2 separate regions of the Homo sapiens genome follow, and region 1 is linked to region 2. Evidence: read pairs that join two places in POLR2A ChIA-PET (ENCODE). Cell type or tissue: MCF 10A. All regions are shown on one strand. Each heading gives the region's core, and the rest is flanking DNA. Links, peaks and the distances in the headings are about the cores only.

Evidence for each region. Peaks named below come from ENCODE experiments on the same cell type or tissue, not always from the same donor. Only the 100,000 strongest peaks of a DNase experiment are listed, where the experiment ranks them.
Region 1: POLR2A ChIA-PET joins it to region 2 with 5 read pairs; 3 of 35 experiments call an interaction of 5 or more read pairs at or near these places.

Annotation. Positions count from the first base shown.
Region 1 is chr2:42,913,686-42,922,905 of GRCh38, forward strand. It overlaps LOC105374568 (a long non-coding RNA gene), which reads right to left. Exons shown (of 3, transcript XR_940014.3): 1 at 8,961-9,220; 2 at 7,949-7,991; 3 at 3,155-7,538. Among named protein-coding and RNA genes, the nearest start is that of TRI-TAT2-1, 110 kb to the left of the region's middle. In MCF 10A, for the core only: no CTCF peak of the experiment used is centred there; a DNase peak (open chromatin) is centred at 3,956.
Region 2 is chr2:42,798,997-42,808,216 of GRCh38, forward strand. No RefSeq gene overlaps it. Among named protein-coding and RNA genes, the nearest start is that of TRI-TAT2-1, 6.9 kb to the right of the region's middle. In MCF 10A, for the core only: no CTCF peak of the experiment used is centred there; a DNase peak (open chromatin) is centred at 5,585.

The DNA.
Region 1 (9,220 bases), core at 838-8,837, 110 kb after region 2:
AAGATACTATTGAAGAATCGTCGGTTTAGTGTTCTCCCTTGCTATAGTAGATAAGTAAAAGTCAGTTTCACTTTTATCCTAACAACTTTCTTTGAGCAAGGGCTTTCCACAATTTACATGTTATTCATCTAACCTCACTTATATCTTCTGTTTTATCATGAACTTCATTTGTCTACAGGGGGAAATTATCACAGAATTGTCAACAGATGAGTATCAATAAGTCCATGGCCCAAACCAGCCCCAAGGATGACAAGTTTCAGGTCTTGCTAGGCTGGTGGCCTTCAGAAGATGAGCTTTACCTTGGGTCACCATCTGAAAATGTTACAAACTCTATTTTCCCTTCATCCTGACTTTGTTTTCCTGAGAGTTAATTTGGGAGACAGAATCTCCAAAAACTCATTTTGCTGAGAACAGCAGGTGAAGGTAGCCAACCTCTCTTGTTGGGAGCCCAAGACAGGAGGTACAGAAGAAACACACTTGGCTGTTACCAACTTGCATGGGGTCATCTCAGTCCAAGTCCACCCCTCCACAGTCTGGATGCCCACATTGAACGAGTCTCATTGTAACACAAATTCTCGAGCATATCCTACAAAACAGCACAACTCCCCTGAGAACAGTCGGGAATCACAGTGGCCACATTAAGGAACTTGTAATATGACCAAAATTGTCCATCTTAGAGATATCTTATACCCGAGGTTGATAAACCTTTTCTGTAAAGGGCGAGTTTAGTCAACACTTTAGGCGTTTGGCGGCATATGATCTCTGTAGCAAACTATTGAACTCTGCCGTTATGGTGTAAAAGCAGCAATAGACGGTACATAAACAGATGGGCATGGCTGCGTTCCAACAAAACTTTATTTACAGAAAAACACTACGGCTCAGAATTGGCCTGTGGCCTATAGTTTTCTGAGCCCTGTCTAGGGCACCTCACCTACAAGCAACAAAATTTTGGCAAAACAGTAAAGGTGGGGCATGGATGAGAATCAAGACCTCAAGGCCCATTTGGGAACCTCCAAATGAATTTTATACAATTATCCTCTGTGATGAAATATGAACATGTTCTCTAGTTTCTGTTTTTGTTTGCCTGTTTATTTTCAAATGTGTTGAAGCCTTTCTTTGTTGAAGAGCATAAAAAACAAAGCCATTAAACTTTGTATTTCCTACTAGGGAAGTCCCAATCTACTGATCCAGGGATAAGTATCTTTATTTTACTGAGATGGTCATTAAAGAGCTCTGCAAGATATTCATGTTTACTCAAAATTTCCTCTGTCTATACCGCCTCCCCATCTTCAGACAAAACAGAAAGGATAAATAGAATTCTCAAGTTAAAGTTAGCCAACTTTCTAAAGCACTTGAATTTCCTGGGTCCAAAGTCCTGCCCTCAATCTTGGTGACAGTAAAATCAACACCTTTGGGAATTCATCAGCTCTCTCCTTATGAGTTGTAACAGACTTATGCAAATATCTAGGAATATCATCTCTGATCCTACACTCTGCCCTGTTAGAAGCAGATACAGCCAAATACTGTAAGAGATTCATACAATAGGCCAATCTTGTTATCAACATTCCCCTAATCAATCAACAACCTAAAATCTCTAACTGGTTATGAACCCCAAAGAGTTATTTTTATTTTTATTTATTTATTTTTGAGATGGAGTCTCGCTGTCGCCCAGGCTGGGGCACAGTGGAGCAATCTCAGCTCATCGCAACCTCCACCTCCCGGGTTTACGCCATTCTCCTGCCTCAGCCTCCCAAGTAGCTGGGACTACAGGTGCCCGCCACCATGCCCAGCTAAGTTTTTGTATTTTTAGTAGAGATGGGGTTTCACTGTGTTAGCCAGGATGTTCTCGATCTCCTGACCTCGTGATCTGCCCGCCCTGGCGTCCCGAAGTGCTGGGATTACAGGTGTGAGCCACTGCGCCCGGCCTCCAAAGAGTTATTTTTAACTTATCAGTGTTTCTCCCATTTCAGAACATTAGGATTTTAACCTGCATTTTAAAAACCACACAGATTACTCAAAAGCATCATCTACTGTCTACAAAAACCTCATATTCCCAGTAGAAATGAAAACTCATAGCCCAAAGCAGATTGCTTGAGGTGCGGAGTAAGAACCTTCTGAGGCATAGACCTCTTTCCCTGGGTAGACAAACAGTTCCAAGAAAGAAAGGGTCACTGGGAGACAGAGACCCTTCTGCCCACCTCTTGTCTTTGGAATTAGGCTTGGTCCTCCCAGACTTACTGACCCTTAAGTGACCCTTCCAAATCCAGATAATCCTCTAAAAGGTCAATCCACAAACCCATCACCATCAGCTCCATCAGAGCCTGAAATTGTCCTGGGCTGTGATGAAGGGAAGCTGGGGCCCTTCAAGACTGTCCCCCCTTCCTCTCCAGTAGCGATGGTCTTTTAGGTCTGGTGGGAGGGTCTGGCAGAAATGCCCAGGCCTGGGAGTCAGGAGGGTCTCTATTCTTTCCTAAGATGGGATTGTTGAAGGAAGAAGGAATTCATTTAGAACGAGCCTGGACCAAAATTTGCTTTGTTCTTTTGAGATCTATTCTACTTTGCAAAGGTACTCCAAAGGGAATGCTAAAAATGGTGCAAGGGTAATGCAAAGGTAATGGAAACATATGAGGGAGGATAAACCCTAGAAAATCCGAAGCTGGTTCCCAGACAGCAGCGTTGACTGGAGGGGAGATCAACAGAGACAAACTTAATCCCTGTCCTCAGAGAGACCTGCCCACTGGGCTTTAACGAAAGCCTCGGCTCTTTTTCTCTTTTCCTGGAGAATTTTGACAAAATAGCCCTGAGCCCCATGAGGCAGGGGAACAAAAGGTCCTCCCCCAGCTAGATTGGGGGCCTTTGTGAGTCTCATGAGCACTGCATCTGGAGGGGCTGAGTAGGGAGGGCAATTGGGAACAGACCAAGTTTCGGGAGGGAGACAGAGTGTTTCCAGAGCCTGAGCGAACCCTAGAGATCATCTAATTCGACTCCTTTGCTGCACAGTGATTGACACTGAGGACCAGAGAGAGAGAGAGCAAGACCTTCTCATGTCCCCTAGGACCCACCACATTTCAAATGCACCACCCCTGACGCCCAGGCTCACCCTCTTCCCAGATCTCAGCCTGAACGGGGGAGTTTAGGGTTCAGTGTTCATTCGTTCATTAATTGATGTGTTTATTGAAGAGCAGCTTTATGCCTAGCCTTGTGTAAGATCTGTGGAAGAGTCAGGGAAACTCACCATATGATCTTTGCCCTCCAGGAACTTAAATCCTAAACACACACACACATACACACACACACACACACGTATGCATACATGAAAACACACACAGAAACACACATGCACACTCACCCCCATGAACAATGAACTTGTGATAGTGAACAGTACATAGTCTCTTCCATAATGAACCCTATGGACAGAAAGTGGCATAGGAGATGAAAGCACGAGAAATTGGTGTTTGCTGGGGTAGGGGTCACTGTAATTCCCTAAGAACACTTCTTACCCTGTACCTTGATAACAGCCTATTTCATGTGTCTGTGTGCCCAGCTCCCCAGCTCTGGCTTGCACAATGCTAGTATCGTTGAGATTGAGTTGAATTCATTCGAATTGAAATGGGACTTTTTGGGCAGAACTGGGCTCCCCTGTGAGTATGGGACGGAGTCACTGGGGGCTAAAGGAGAGAAATGAGGGGCTCTCTCTGCCTCGTCTCCTGGAATTCAGACCCTGTCTGGAGCTTGAGGCCTTCCTCTGGGATGTCCAGGCTCTAGTGAGCTTCTGGGGAACCCAAGGGCCATGAATCGCAACAGCAGCAATCTCCAGACTGCCCTGTGAGGCGGGGTGTGCAGTGATGAGCTTCTCCAGTGTGGAGCAGTGAGTGTGACAGGAAGGCACTTCCTAATCATCCGCAGAATTGTGGCTGTTCTCCAAGACTTACACGTCACGAGAAGGAGGAGCACCGTTCATGCCTCATTTGGCAAATACCCAGCACGGTGTCTAGCACAGGGCCACAAAAGGAAGAGGCACAGTCCTTTCTCTGTTGGAAAGACAAGGAAAAAGTATCTGAAAGTGAAAGAACAAATCGAAGATGAATAATGAGGTAGGCTTTCGCTCACGGGACTGGCCTTGCTCATGGTTGGTGTCAGCAGGACTTTCCCTGCAGAACAGGGTCATCCACCCACACTGGCCACAGAGGTGCCACCAGTGATGCTGCCATCTCCTTAAACATTTGTGGACTCATCTTGGGGACTCACCTTTTGAACCTCAACACATTCTTTTGATTATCCTCAAGATGCAAATCTCTGTCCTTTGTGGGTGAATAGAATTTTTGGAAATTATGGGTCAAAAGTGACCCCTAGCTGACACAGTTCATTCGATTCAGTTCTGCTCAATTCAACACATAATTATGGGGTGTCTGCAGCATGTGAGGCACGGTAGTAGGCTCTGGGAATTCGATAAACCCCAAATCTGCCCTCTTGGAGCTGACAGCGTGGCAGGAAAGATAGACACTAAGTGTAAAGATGAGTAATGGCACGCGTTGCCAGTGTATCAAAGGGGTGGGTGTTGTGGGAACGCTAACAAGGGCGGGGCATCCGAACAGACACCTGACGTGTGAGCGGCAGTTGGTCAGACAGAAGGGAAGGAAAGAGAGAGAGTATCCTAGGTTGGAAAAAAAAGCATAAAGGATAACAATACTAGCTATCATTTACTGAACACAAACCGTGCATCAGGCGCTTTTCCAAGTAGTTTAAGTTTGTATCGATGATCACATTAAATCCTCACAATAAACTTACGTGGTAGGTGCCATTATTATCCCCCAAATTATAGATGAGAAAACAGAGGCAAGGACAGAAAAAGCAACTTTCCCAATTAGGAAACAGCAGAACTGGAATTCAAACCCAAGCTCTCTGTTCCAGAGCCTCCTCTTAACTGCTGTGCTAGAGAGCTTCCACATGTGCAGATGGAATGGCACCATTTGGATAGGAATAACGAGAATTCCACTCAAGAGTGTGGGGTGGGAGTGGGGAGGTGGGGAGGAGACTGTGAAAGTATGAATTGGTGGACTCTTTTAGAAAATAACGTGGCAACTTATGAGTGCAGAGACATAAATTGTGCCTACTTTTTGACGCAGTATTTTTACTTTTGGAAATGGATCCAAACGAAACAATCAGAAATGTGCATAAAGGTGTACCACGGGAAATGACCTAAACATCCGTCAACAGGCGTTGGTTAAATACATTATGTCACATTTATGCAACTAAATTTTATGCAGCCTTTAAGAAGTAAAGATCATGACTGCTCCTCTTGGTTTGTGTCTTAGGCATGCTTTGAAGAAGCATGAGAGAAGTCTGTGAACAGAAGGGGTTGGGCCCCTCTGTCAGCACCCCTGGGTAGTTCTTGGGGAGGCAGGGAGGCCAGGAAGAGGGGAAGTGAGACTCAGCTCCAAGTAATCCTGACCCAGGGGAGGGGAGGGTGCGACTGGCCAGCGGACAGCCTGAGCTCTGGCCCTGGCTCCAGGCTCTGGGTTTAAAGAGCTTTAAAAGCTTATTAAAAAGGTTCCTTCGACATCAAATGGCTCTTAAAAATCAATATTTTGATGATTTAAGTGCAAGAGAATCAGAAACATATGGATCAAATTGCCCTAAAATTATACACACTTAAAAAAATGTGTTGGTCTTTAGCAAGATCCAAATATTTGAAAAACAGAGACATTTTCCTCATCTCCTGACAGAGCTCTGCTAGGTCAACTTGAGGAGTCCAGAGAGGTGGTAAGTGGGAGTGGGTTGGGGCTCAGAGGGAGAAGCATGGAAATGCCTCTTGGTGCCTTCCATGTAGACAGGGCTGTGAGGGGCAGCTGTGTGTGTGTGCATGTGCATGTGTGCGCCGGTGTACATGTGTGCACATAGGCATGTAGCAGTGAACATGGGTGCACATTTTCCTCTGGGTCTCCTCATTCTGAGCCCGTGTCCCATAGCCAGTTTCATCCTTTCATGTCTCGGACATATGTATTTGGACTCAATCTAAGTTTTAAAAAGTAAGTTCCTGCCAGGCACAGTGGCTCACGCCTGTAATCCCAGCACTTTGGGAGGCCAAGGTGGGTGGATCACCTGAGGTCAGGAGTTCGAGACCAGCCTGACCAACATGGAGAAACCCCGTCTCTACTAAAAATACAAAATTAGCCAGGTGTGGTGGCACATGCCTGTAATTCCAGCTACTCAGGAGGCTGAGGCAGGAGAATCGCTTGAACCTGGGAGGCGGAGTTTGCGGCAGGAGAATCGCTTGAACCTGGGAGGCGGAGTTTGCAGTGAGCCGAGATCACGGCATTGCACTCCAGCCTCAGCAACAAGAGCAAAACTCCGTCTTAAAAAAAAAAAAAAAGTAAGTTCCTTTGGCTCCTCCTTCTGGGTCTGTCCCCTCTCCCCCAGCAGCAGACATGGCGCTGTCCATTTCTGGAAGGTTCAGGCCAGGAAGGACACAGGTGTCACCTTGCCCAGAGGTGACCAAAGGTTCTTCGGCTGTGGGCTGGTTCTGCAAATGAAACCTTAGGGGTGATGGTCGGTGTATAACGCTAAGACCAGAGCTGCAATGGCTCTGATTCTCCGCCATAGAGTGCCAGGGCTCTGGGAGGAGCATTTGAAAACCACATATCTCATGCCCAATCCTCATTTTACAGTGGCCCAGAGCAGGAAAACCAAAGGTATAAGGTTGGGACCAGAGGAAAAGCTGTCACACACGTAAGTCCAGCTCATCTCAATCCAAACCACCACAGACTCACCCCGCCCACTCCTTCTTCTGTCCTCCCACCCCCTCCTTCCCTCTGCTTGGCATGGGGATGGCAGAGCCCACCGGACCTGGGTTTCAGTCTGGTGGTGCCACATGGTCTTGAAGGTACTCTGGCTGTGAGGGGCCGCTCCCATGTTGTCTTCCATCTCTGGGACAAGATGGTAGGTTGGGAGTGGGGAGCTCTGGCCGTTGGAGCCTCTAAGAAGGAGACAAGACACACCTGGGGGCTGGGCTAAGGACTGAGGGGCTCCAGAGAGAACAGGATTGGGGCCAGCTGGCTCCTGCCTTCAGCCCCTCCAGCCTTTCTGGTTTAGGCCTTTCAAAGGCCCCTCACCCTGCCGGCAGAAGGAGAGTCCCAGGTGAGCTGCGTGCAGGGAGCAGGCGAGACATTCGTGCTGTGAGGGATGATTGTGACTCAGCAGGCTCCTGAGGGTGTTTCTTGGGGACTCCACCTCCCTGGCTAGACCTACTTCTGGGCTGGTACCCGGCCCTCCCCACTGGACCCCTGAGCCTTCACTTCTCTCGTGCTAAAGAACATTCTAGGCCCTGAGAATGGCTGGGGGAGCATAGGCCTTTTTCCCAGGGACCTCCCCAACTCGGCTGCTGGCGCATTAGGCAGGCTGTGTGTTGCGTGTCTCCTCCGGTGGCCAGGGAGCCTTGGTAATTAAGACGATGATTTCCACCTCGATGGGCAGTCTCACTGGCCAGGATTGAGGCTTGGGTCACTCTCCGCATCCCAGGTACACAGGGGCTGTCCAGTCTGAGAAGGGAGATAAGGGGGACAGAATATCAGAAACAGAAATGGGGGCCAGATGAATGGGGCAGGGCATCCCAGAGGGGATGGGGCCATCTGCTGGTATCTGAGGCTGGCTGGGCCAAGCCCGTGGGATAGAGTGGAACACCAGCAGCTGGTCACCAGCAATGTCCCCGCCACCAGCAGAGTCAAGGGCAATCAACCAGCTGCATCTGCTGGTCTTATAGAGAACTCACAGCCCTCTCCCTGGACCTTCTTCAGGGAATTCTGGGGACAGGACAGAGGCTTGGACTGGAGTGTGGAGACCAAGAAAAAGCTGGGAATGCACTGGGGTTTGGAGGCAAAGGGGGGTCCCAAGGGCTTCTGCCCACTCTTGCGTGCCTCAGAAAGAAGGGCTGAGAGCTGATGACAGATACCTGAGGACTGTGGCCACTGTGGCTGGATGAGGTGGTGTGTGTCCTACAAAATGCAAAGAGAGAAATGAGAAGGGAGGTGAAATTCGACCTTCAACACCAAGGAAAGGAAAGGGAGTGGGAAAAGACGCCCAGCTTGGGGTTCCTTGTTCTGGACTTGTCCTACTCCTGCTGCCTCAGCACTCAGCCCCTGGAGGCCCCGCTGTGGAAAGAAACAAGAGACTGGAGATGCTGGCTCCCTGGGTTGGACTGGGCAGTGCCTGGGATAACAGCTTCTGTGGGGGTTGGGAATGCCCCTGTAGCATCTGGTCACTGTGCTGGAGTAGACTGGAGTTCATCCCCAGAAGGAAGAGTCATTCCAAGCATCCAGTCATTGCTCCCAGGACTCCCAGTGGGCCATGGAGCTGACACTGGGCCCAAACTAGGGAGGACCCTTAAGTTCTTAAATGTGTCTCCCGCCTGCAATCCTGCCTCTGCACCCTTGCTCCCCACATCCAAGGCCATCCACCATCCTAATCTACTGCCCTCCTTGACGCAAGTTCCCCTCTTCCCGACAGTCTTTGTTGAATGCTCTCCCACATAGGTGTGGGTTGGGAAGGGGTGAGTGGATCTTGAAGCATGCTAAGGTTTGGCTTAGTAGAAAGGGAAGGGCACTGTCCACTCTGCTCACTCCACTCCATCTCCCAGCCTCTTCCTCTCCCCAGGCAGCATTGAAATCTGGGTTCAAACTACTCCAGAGCACCAGGCCAGCACCTCCCTCTCCAGACCCACATCCCTAACAGCCAGCCAGGTACATGGCCAAGGCCAATACACCAGCCTCTCCCTGGATTCCTGCTGCCACCCTTCACTCAGCCAAGCTGTCCACAATCCTGGTATTCATCCTTAACAACAGCCCGGCCCTTGTCCCCCCCATGCTGGTTCATCACAAGCCTCTCTCACTCCCTCCTAAATATTTCTTACAACTGTCCCCTCATCTCCATCCCCCCGGCCCCAAGTCCAAGCTATCACTGCTCACCTGGGTGACAGCCACATCCTCTGAACTTGTTTTGTGTCTGTGCTTTAGTTTGTGCTTTCTGCACATTTTCAGTCGAATGAACTTTCTAAAATGCTAAGCTGCTCATGTCTTTCCTCTCTTTAAAGCCCTGGCAGGCTCCCTACTGCTGACCCTATGAAGCCCTGGCTTCTTGGGCCAGTGGACTTTGCTCCCTGTGACCTGGGCCCATCCCTTCTCCAGCCCCTTCTCTGGCCTCTCCCCATGCTCAAACTTTCTATCCA
Region 2 (9,220 bases), core at 888-8,887:
CTCGGCCTCCCAAAGTGCTGGGATTATAGGCATGAGCCACGTGCCCGGCACTAAGTCATTAAGTTTTGAGGGTGGTTTGTTATACTGCAGTAGATAACTGAGACAACAGGTATATGGTTTCCCTGCATCATTTTGTTTTAGATATATCTTTCATGAAGGGCACCTACCTGGAGTTTAAAAAAAATCCAATCTGTTAGTTACGTGTTTAGTAGTCATTGGATTCAACTCTTTCATATCTATTTAATTATTGCTACATTTGTACTTATTCGTAGCATCTTCTTTTGGTTTTGTAACTACCATGTTGTGTGAGTTTCCTATAGCTGCTATAATAAATTACCACAGGCCCAGCATGGTGGCTCAAACCTATAATCCCAGCACTTCGGGAGGCCAGGGAGGAAGGATGGCTTGAGGCCTGGAATTTGAGACCAGCCTGGGCTATATAGCCAGATGCTGTCTTTACGAAAAAATAAAATAAAATAAATTGAAAAAAATCACAAACTTAGTGCCTTAAAACAACACAAATGTATTGTCTTATAGTTTTGAAGGTCAGAAGTCTGAATGGGTCTTATAGGCTAAATCAAGGTATTGTCAGAGCTGCATTATTTCTGAGAACTCTAGAAGAAAATCTGTTCTCTTGCCTTTTCCACCTTCTAGAAGCCACCTGCATTCCTTGGCTCACAGGGTGCCTTCCTTCTTCATTAAAACACATCATTTCATTCTCTTTTTTTGTTGTCACATTTCCTCTGTAACTAATCCTTGTGATTACATTGGGCCTACCCAGATAATCCAGGATAATCTCTTCATCGAACTACTTAATCACATCTGCAACATCCCCTTTTGTTTTGTAAGGTGACATACTCAGATTCCGGGGATCAGGACAGGAGATTTTTGAAAAGAACCAAGAAGGATTATTTCATCTACCACACATCCCTTTTCCTGGTTTCTTTTTTATCCTCTTTTTTGCTTTCCTAATCTATCAAGATGCTTGTGGCTGCAAAGTAGCAGAGGCCTTAGTTAAACAATGCTGTAATCAACAGAAAGACAGAAGGCTTACACAACTGGATACCCAGAGGAGAGTGAGCCCGTGACTCAGCATCGCCATCATGGACCCTGGTTCTTTCCATCCCTCCCATCTGCTACCCATAGCATTAGCTTCATCCCGAGGCTGGTTCCTTGAGTGGCCAAGGGATGAGGCTGGAAGTGTCCTTATTCACACCCACTGAGGGAGATAGTTGAGTACTTATCACTTTCCATTTGGACCCGGTTTCACAAGCTTGGCACTATTATTATTATTAGCAGTAGTAGTGGTAGGGACGGGGGTCTCACTCTGGAGCTGTCTCACTCTGTTGCTCCAGGCTGGAGTGCAGTGGTGTGATGACAGCTCACTGCAACCCTGAACTCCTGAGCTCAAGTGATCCTCCTGCCTCAGCCTCCCAAGCAGCTGGGACTACAGGTGCGCATCACCACACTGGATTCATTTTTAAATTTTTTGTAGAGATAGGTCCTCGATATGCTGCCCAAGCTGCTCTCAAAGTCCTTGGCTCAAGCGATCTTCCCACCTTGGCTTCTCAAAGTGTTGGGATTACAGGCGTGAGCCACTAAGCCCTGGCTCCCTTAGCAGTTTCCAAACCCACCCTGTGGTTTTCCCAATACCTGCAGAACCAGCTTTAAAGTGACCACAGCAGAGATGCCAGTGCAGATGCTGGAGCCTTTCCTCAGAAGTCTGAGTTTCAATTATGCAGAGGGCTCTTCCTCCAACTTCTAAGCTTTAGTGGTTCAACTTCTTCCTTTGTTCTCTCAGCCCGAGTGGGTAGCTGCTTCTTGCAGTTACTAACTTAAGTGATACTGCAGATTTGTTTTTTTGACTTTTCAGTTATCTAGTTAATAACCATAAACCTAGTTAACAGTTCTCTGTATTACATTGTCTCTGTTAAATAATTGGTATAGTTTCTGTCCCCTGACTGATGTATCTTTATAAGCTTAATTCTCTATTACGATACATTTGTTTATGGTTGTGATTTGCACCTCTGGGAGGGTTAGGTTCTAAGATCAGGGTATCAAACAATAAAACTTGTTGGTCCCCCAATACACTGCCTCCTTAATGTAATCGAAATTGGCTGTTGGCCCTGGGATGGAGCCAGCTACCCTAGCTAAGACACTGTTGGGCAGTGCAGAGCAGAATTTGGCAGCTGAGGAGAAGGCCTCTCATCTGGCTGTGGTCAGTGTCAGTTCCTCAGGGCTCTCTGCAAACAGAACTGGAAGTTTATGCTCCCTTTTACCCCACAGGCAGAAGGTCCCTCTGGGAGAAATTCATAGGCCAGCTCTGTGCTGAGATTTCAGTTTAGCTTATATATCTGCTACATTTCCATTTTCCCCTGCTCCAGGGCCAGTTGGACCACCCCTCCCTCCCTGTCTTCCCTCCCTCCTTTCTCCATGAAGACATTTTTCAGCTCCCTCGTCTTCTTTCTCTTTTTTGCCAGGGGCCATTGAATGCTACCTCATTTCAAATCACTCTGGGTTAGTGCCCTCCTCCCAGCCCCCATATCCTCTGGCATGTGCCTCATTCTTCCTGGCATGGATCCCGCATGTCTTAGATGGGAGAAGGCATGCATGGATTCTTATGAGTCCCGGGTACTGTGAGCAGTGGCCAAGCTTGGCATTTCTTGTAGCCCAGATGTCATGGAGGAATTCATACTTGCTACCTACAGATAAAGAAACAGAAAATCAATGACTTACCCGAGGCATTTAGCCACTCCTACAACTTAATTAAAAAAAAAGACCAAAACCCAAAAACAAAAAAGAAGACAAACAAAAAACAACAAAACAATGGGCAAAAGGTTTGAGCAACCATTTTATAAAGATACACAGATGACCAATAAGCACACACAAAATATTGCTTAACATCATTAGTTGAGCAATTAATGACATGCTCAAATTAAATATATGCAAATTAATTTGCATTGTATAAATGCAAATTAACATGCAAATTAAATATACAATGAGATACTATTACACACCCGGTAGAATGGCTAAAATTAAAGACTGACAATATGAAGCATTGGTGAGGATGTCAAGCAACTGGAACTCTCAACATTACTGGTGGGAGTATAAGGTGGCACAACTAATTTGAAAAAAAAGAGTTCCATAGTTTCTTATAAAACTAAACATAGGGGTCGGGTTCTGGGGCTCATGTCCGTAATCCCAGTGTTTTGGGAGGCTGAGGTGGGAAAATCCCTTGAGGCCAGTAGTTCACGACAAGCCTGGGAAACATGGCAAGACCTCATTTCTAATTTAAAAAAAAAAGTTCGCAGACAGTGGTGGCGTGTGCCTATAGTCCCATCTACTGGGGAGGCTCAGGCAGGAGGATTGCATGAGCCCGGGAGTCTGAGGTTGCAGTGGGCTATGATGGCATCATTGCACTCCAATCTGGGCAACAGAGATAGACCCTGTCTCAAAAACAAAGCCCCAAACAACCACCAAACATAGGACCTTTATCAAAATTAAAAACTTTTGTGCATCAAAGGACACTATCAAGAGAGTGAAAAGGCAAGCTACAAAATGGGAGAAAATATTTGCAAACCATGTATCTGATAACGGGTTAATAGCCAGAATATAAAACAACTCCCCAAACTCAACAACAAAAAAAACAAGCAACAGAATTTAAAAAATAGGCAAAGGACTTGACAGACATTCCTCCAAAGGAGATATATAAATGGCTGATAAACCCATAAAAAGATGCTCACATCACTAATGATTAGGGATGCGCAAATCAAAACTACAGTGAGATAGTGCTTCATTTCATTAGGATGGCTATTATAAAAACAACAGCAACCACAACAAACCAAAACATAAAATGGCAAGTGTTGGTGAAGATGTGGAACTCTTGTGTATTTTTAGTGAGAATGTAAAAATGGCACAGCTGCTGTGGAAAACTGTATGGTGGCTTATCAAAAAAATTGAACATAGAATTAACTGTATCTTCCAGGAATTCCACTTTTAGAGATACACCCAAGAGAACTGAAAGCAGGGACTCAAACAGATATTTGTACACCGATGTTAGTAGTAACATTAGTCACAATAACTAAAAGATGAAAACAACCCAGCGTCTATTGACAGATGAATGTATAAACCAAACGTAGTATCACATATAATGAAATATTATTCAGCCTTAAGAAGAAATGAAGTTTTGATAGATGTTACAACATAAATAAGCCTTAAAAATATTACGCTAAGTGAAACAAACCATGCACAAAGGACAAATATTGTATGATTCCACTTTTATGAATACTCAGAATAGTCAAATTTGTAGAGATAGAAGGTAAAATAGTGGTTACTGGGCTCGGGGGAGGAGGTAATGGAGAGTTATTGTTTAATGGGTATGGGGTTTCAGTTGAGATGAGAAAAAAGTTGCGGAGATGAATAGTGGAGATGGTTGTACAACAACGTAAATGTATTTAATGCCACTGAATCACACACTTAAAAAGGGTTAAAATGGTAAATTTTATGTTCTGTATATTTTACCACTATAAAAAGAAAAAAATAGCCAGGTGTGGTGGCTCACGCCTGTAATCCCAGCACTTTAGGAGGCTGAAGCGGGCAAATCACTTGAGGTCAGGAGATATAAAAAAATTAGCCGGGCGTCATAATGTACTAAATGCCACTGGATTGTACAATTTAAAAACAGTTAAAATGGTAAATTTTATGTTATGTGTAATTTGCCACAATAAAAATGCTAAAAACAAAGAAACTATACAGAAACATACCTTACAACCCAGCAATTCCATTTCTGTATTTATCCAAGAGAAATAAAAATAAAAATACTTGTACACATATGCTCCTAGAAGCTTGTAAAAGCCCCACATAGGAAAGAGCCTAGGATGTCCATCAATAGGAGAATGGCTCAGCCAACTGTGGTATATATGATCAATGGACAACTATTGAAGTCACTCAACCAGTTGGTTGAGCAGAAACATGGATGTAGATTGTTTTACTCCAGTTTCTTGTCTTTCTTCTTCCCCACAAGGTGGGCTTTCCCACTCACCCAAAAATTTTGACCTAAGGAACACCTTGAGTGTTACTGAAACCCTAGAGCTCCCTGGCGGGCTCTGTTGAAACTCTTCCTTTGTCCTCTCACAGGAAAGTCATCATCTGTGCTGTGGCCTCCGAGACCTCTATCTGGTCCCATAGGTTTGGGTCCATCCCTTGCCAGGATTGACAGAGGAACCCTCCCCATTCCTCAGCAGAGGGGAATCTAGGCACAGAGGCGCCCAGCATGCCTGGGTCATGGTTTTCACCTCTCTAGGGGTCAGAATTCTAACTGGTCTTTCTTTCCCATGTTTCAAGTTGGAATGCTTTGGCCACCAATACACAGGCTTCTGTGAGCCTGACAAGAGCCTCTCTTGGGGGTGACCCTGAGAGGCACAGAGTTGTCAAGGCCAGGCATGCTCACTGTTCTCCAAGTTGCAAAATGAGCCATCTACTCCATACAGTTTGAGGGCATGGATCTTCAGTTGCACAATCTGTATTTGAATCTTAGCTTTACCACTTGTTTTGGTAAACTGCACGACCTCACTGTGCTGCACGTTCCTCATTGGTGAAAGGAAATGAGAATGCTACTTGCTTCATGGGGTTGCTGTGAGGATGAAATTGCTTCATAGGGTGTCAAGTTCTTGGAGTTGGTGCGTAGCACATGATAAGTACTATGTAAGTGTATTATTTTTACCCACCAACCACCATGTTCTCCATGTTCTTTGAAGGCTGTTGTTCTCCAACAAGTGAAAAGAAATAATTAATGCATCCTATCAGTCAGGATTCAGACACACCAGTAGTTTGAATAGGGAAAATTTAATGTAAAAAATTATTAACTAGTAAAGGAGGATTCATTACGAAGAAGGGTAAATGGAACTCTAGATAATTCAGGAATAACAAAGGGAGCAGCCACTACCTCTAGGGCTGACATAGGGAACCCAAGGAAGCAACAAACTCTCCCTCCCCTCCAAGGCTGAGATTCAGAGTTCACTGGTGAGGGTGGCTCCGGGGCCTGCGGATGGTGGAGGAGTTTGCTGAGGTGCTGCAGGCTGAGGATGGCAAGCAGGAAACTCTGTCGGGTGCTGGCAAAATCTCACCGGGAAGCCGCCCACTGGCAGCTGTGCTGTAGGAGCCAGAAGAAAAGCACTGAGCTAGGAAGAGAAGTCCCTTCTAGTGTTCTTCTAGCACTTTCTACTGACAAGACCTAACAGTGGCACCAGCTGACAAGACAAATACTTTCAGGGTCCAGCTCCAAGATCACAAAGCAGGGCCAAGAAGGGCGAATTTGGAGTAGAGCAGTACGAAATGGACTGGTACACACCCCATCCATGTTCTTATAGAGACGTTTAACAAGGAGTTTTCCCTAATTATGGTTTATATATTTATGGTAACACAAAAGGGAGCTAGGATTAGGGTGACCATATGTTCCAAATTGTCCGGGACGGCACAATTCATGCTTGTTGGTCCAGTATTATTAACAGTGCTCCTTTTGACTCTCAGAAATGTCCCTGTTTGGAGGATAAATTATGTGGTCACATTATCTACAGATGCATCAGCTTCCATGAAACTAACCTTCCCACTGCTAGTAGCTAGAAATTCTGTAAATACCCCACCCTACCCCCAATCTGTCTGAATGCAACAATGAGCCACCAAGGCAGCCTAAGGGCTAAGGGGCCAAAATTTCATGGAGAAGAGAAGTGCATTCAGGGGGGCTCAGCACCCTGAGCTGCTGTCCTCCTTGAAGTGTTTGTCAGTGACAGAAACTATGAGGCTGAAAAGGTGAGCAGAAAGCAATGGCTCTCCAGAGGAACATATGATTAAAAATACATCGAGTCATCCATAGGATCGTTTTTTTTTTTTTTTTTTTTTTTTTTTTTTTTTTTTTTTTTTTTTTGAGATGGAGTCTCGCTCTGTCGCCCAGGCTGGAGTGCAGTGGCGTGATCTCGGCTCACTGCAACCTCCGCCTCCCGGGTTCACACCATTCTCCTGCCTCAGCCTCCCAAGTAGCTGGGATTATAGGCACCCACCACCACGCCTGGCTAATTTTTTGTATTTTTAGTAGAGACGGGGTTTCACCATGTTAGGCAGGATGGTCTCGATCTCCTGACCTCGTGATCTGCCCACCTCGGCCTCCCAAAGTGCTGGAATTACAGGTGTGACTCACCACGCCCAGCTAGGAGTGATCTTAATGAGTATAAGACGCAATTCTAAGTGATATGAAAGGACTGTGTCATAGTTAAAACGGTAGGTTTTGTTTTCTTAATGGTACATAAAATAATAGCACATTTTACAATTTAGAGTGTTTTAGATTTGATGAAATATGGTATATTTGTCCACAAGTATGGGTATATCTGTAAGAGAGAATCTTATAGAAACTGCTGGATCAAAAGATACATGCATTTAAAACACTGACAGATTCTGATAAACTATCTTAAAAACAAAACCAACTAAAGACTATCCATTTCCCCACACTCTCATCAACACTGGACATTACCAATCTTTAAAATTTTTCTCATCTGACAGGCTCTCACCACTTCTTCATTTCGGTGTCAATCCAGGCAATTTGATGGGATCCCTCAAATTATCATATGTTCCACTCTCTGTGTAATTGGTTCAAATCTGCAGCACACCTCCCTAGAGCATGGGCCTTGAGACCTACACCTCTTTCTCCTCCTAAGGGAAAATAAGGGGTCATTTTCCCCGGGGATGCTGGTGAGCATCATGGACTATCAGGACAGGAGGGGACCTCAGACACTGACAAATGGAGGGGGTTCTGAAAGGCATTCAGGAAGGTCCACAGTGTTGCACGTGGCAGTGGCATCTTTTACATTTCCATTTGGAAAAATAACAATTAAAATAATCCTTTAAGATCCCCCGCTACCCATTAAAATGGAATCACTTTGGAAGCCTCTGAATGCGTGCTCACCGGTACATGAAGCATTCATTCCTTGAACACCAGATATGCGTTCATGTGACAGCTGCTTGGGTGGCTTCTCATGTGGGCTTTGCCTACTCTACAGCAATATTTTTAAAAGTCATATGCTGCTTAATATATACCCATAATGAAATGCTGGCTAAAAATAGAAAATATAAAACATTTGCTGGAATAAAGTAAATGAGGACCATAAAATGAGAATTCTACAATTTTGAACCAAGACGATTTTCATTCACTAGACCTACAAATTGCATTCAGCCCATCAAACTGTTTATATGGCTCATCACGGTGTCTCTTGTATATCTGAAACCAAAGTCATAGAGAAAATATAGTGACCATTAGATCTGATTTGGCCTCTCATTATTAGAAATGAAGACCAGCCATACCCACATCATGCTATTTGCAGAATGTCACTTGCATACAGCAGTCTGAACCCTTCTGTTTTATCTCATCATTTAGACACAAAAAATGAAAGTAATAAAAATAAACCAGTTTTTTAAAAAAAATGCAAAAGGCATGAATTCCAAACATTCATTTAGGAAAGCAGTTTTTGTCTATTTTTGATGCTACAATGAGTCATTAAGTTTCATACATTTTAATATACATTTGTCCCAATACCAGATATATGTTATTTTAAAAGATATTTGTTAACAAAGCATGCTTTCCCCTTACATAATTAAACATTTTGCATTACTTGGAAAATGTGAAAAGGTTGAAACTAGTCTTTTAATAATATAGATATTACTGCTGTATTTATGTATTTACTGAGACAGGGTCTCTCTCTGTCGCCCAGGCTGAAGTGCAGTAGTGTGATCTCAGCTCACTGCAACCCACAGGAGGTTTCGCCATGTTGGTCAGGCTGGTCTCAAACTCCTGGCCTCAAGTGATTCACCTGCCTTGGCCTCCCAAAGTGCTGGGATTACAGGTGTGAGCCAAAGTGCCCAGCCGGTATTACTGTTTTAAAGTTATACATGGATCTAAAATAAGTTTTATTTAACAATCCCTTCTCTATTACACATCATACACAAATTATTGCATGATAAAATACTTCCAAGGTGTTGGCAAGAGTATACATGGTAAAAGGGGTCCTCCACTAGTCAAGCCAGGCTGGAGACCTCTTATCTGGTCTAGATTCTTCAATTTATAGATGAGGAAACTGAGGCCCGGAGAGAGTAAGAGACTTATTACAGTCTCTTACAAACTTAAGAGGACCACAGCGAAGACTCCTAAGTTCATTGTTCTTTAGCGGCAGTCTGG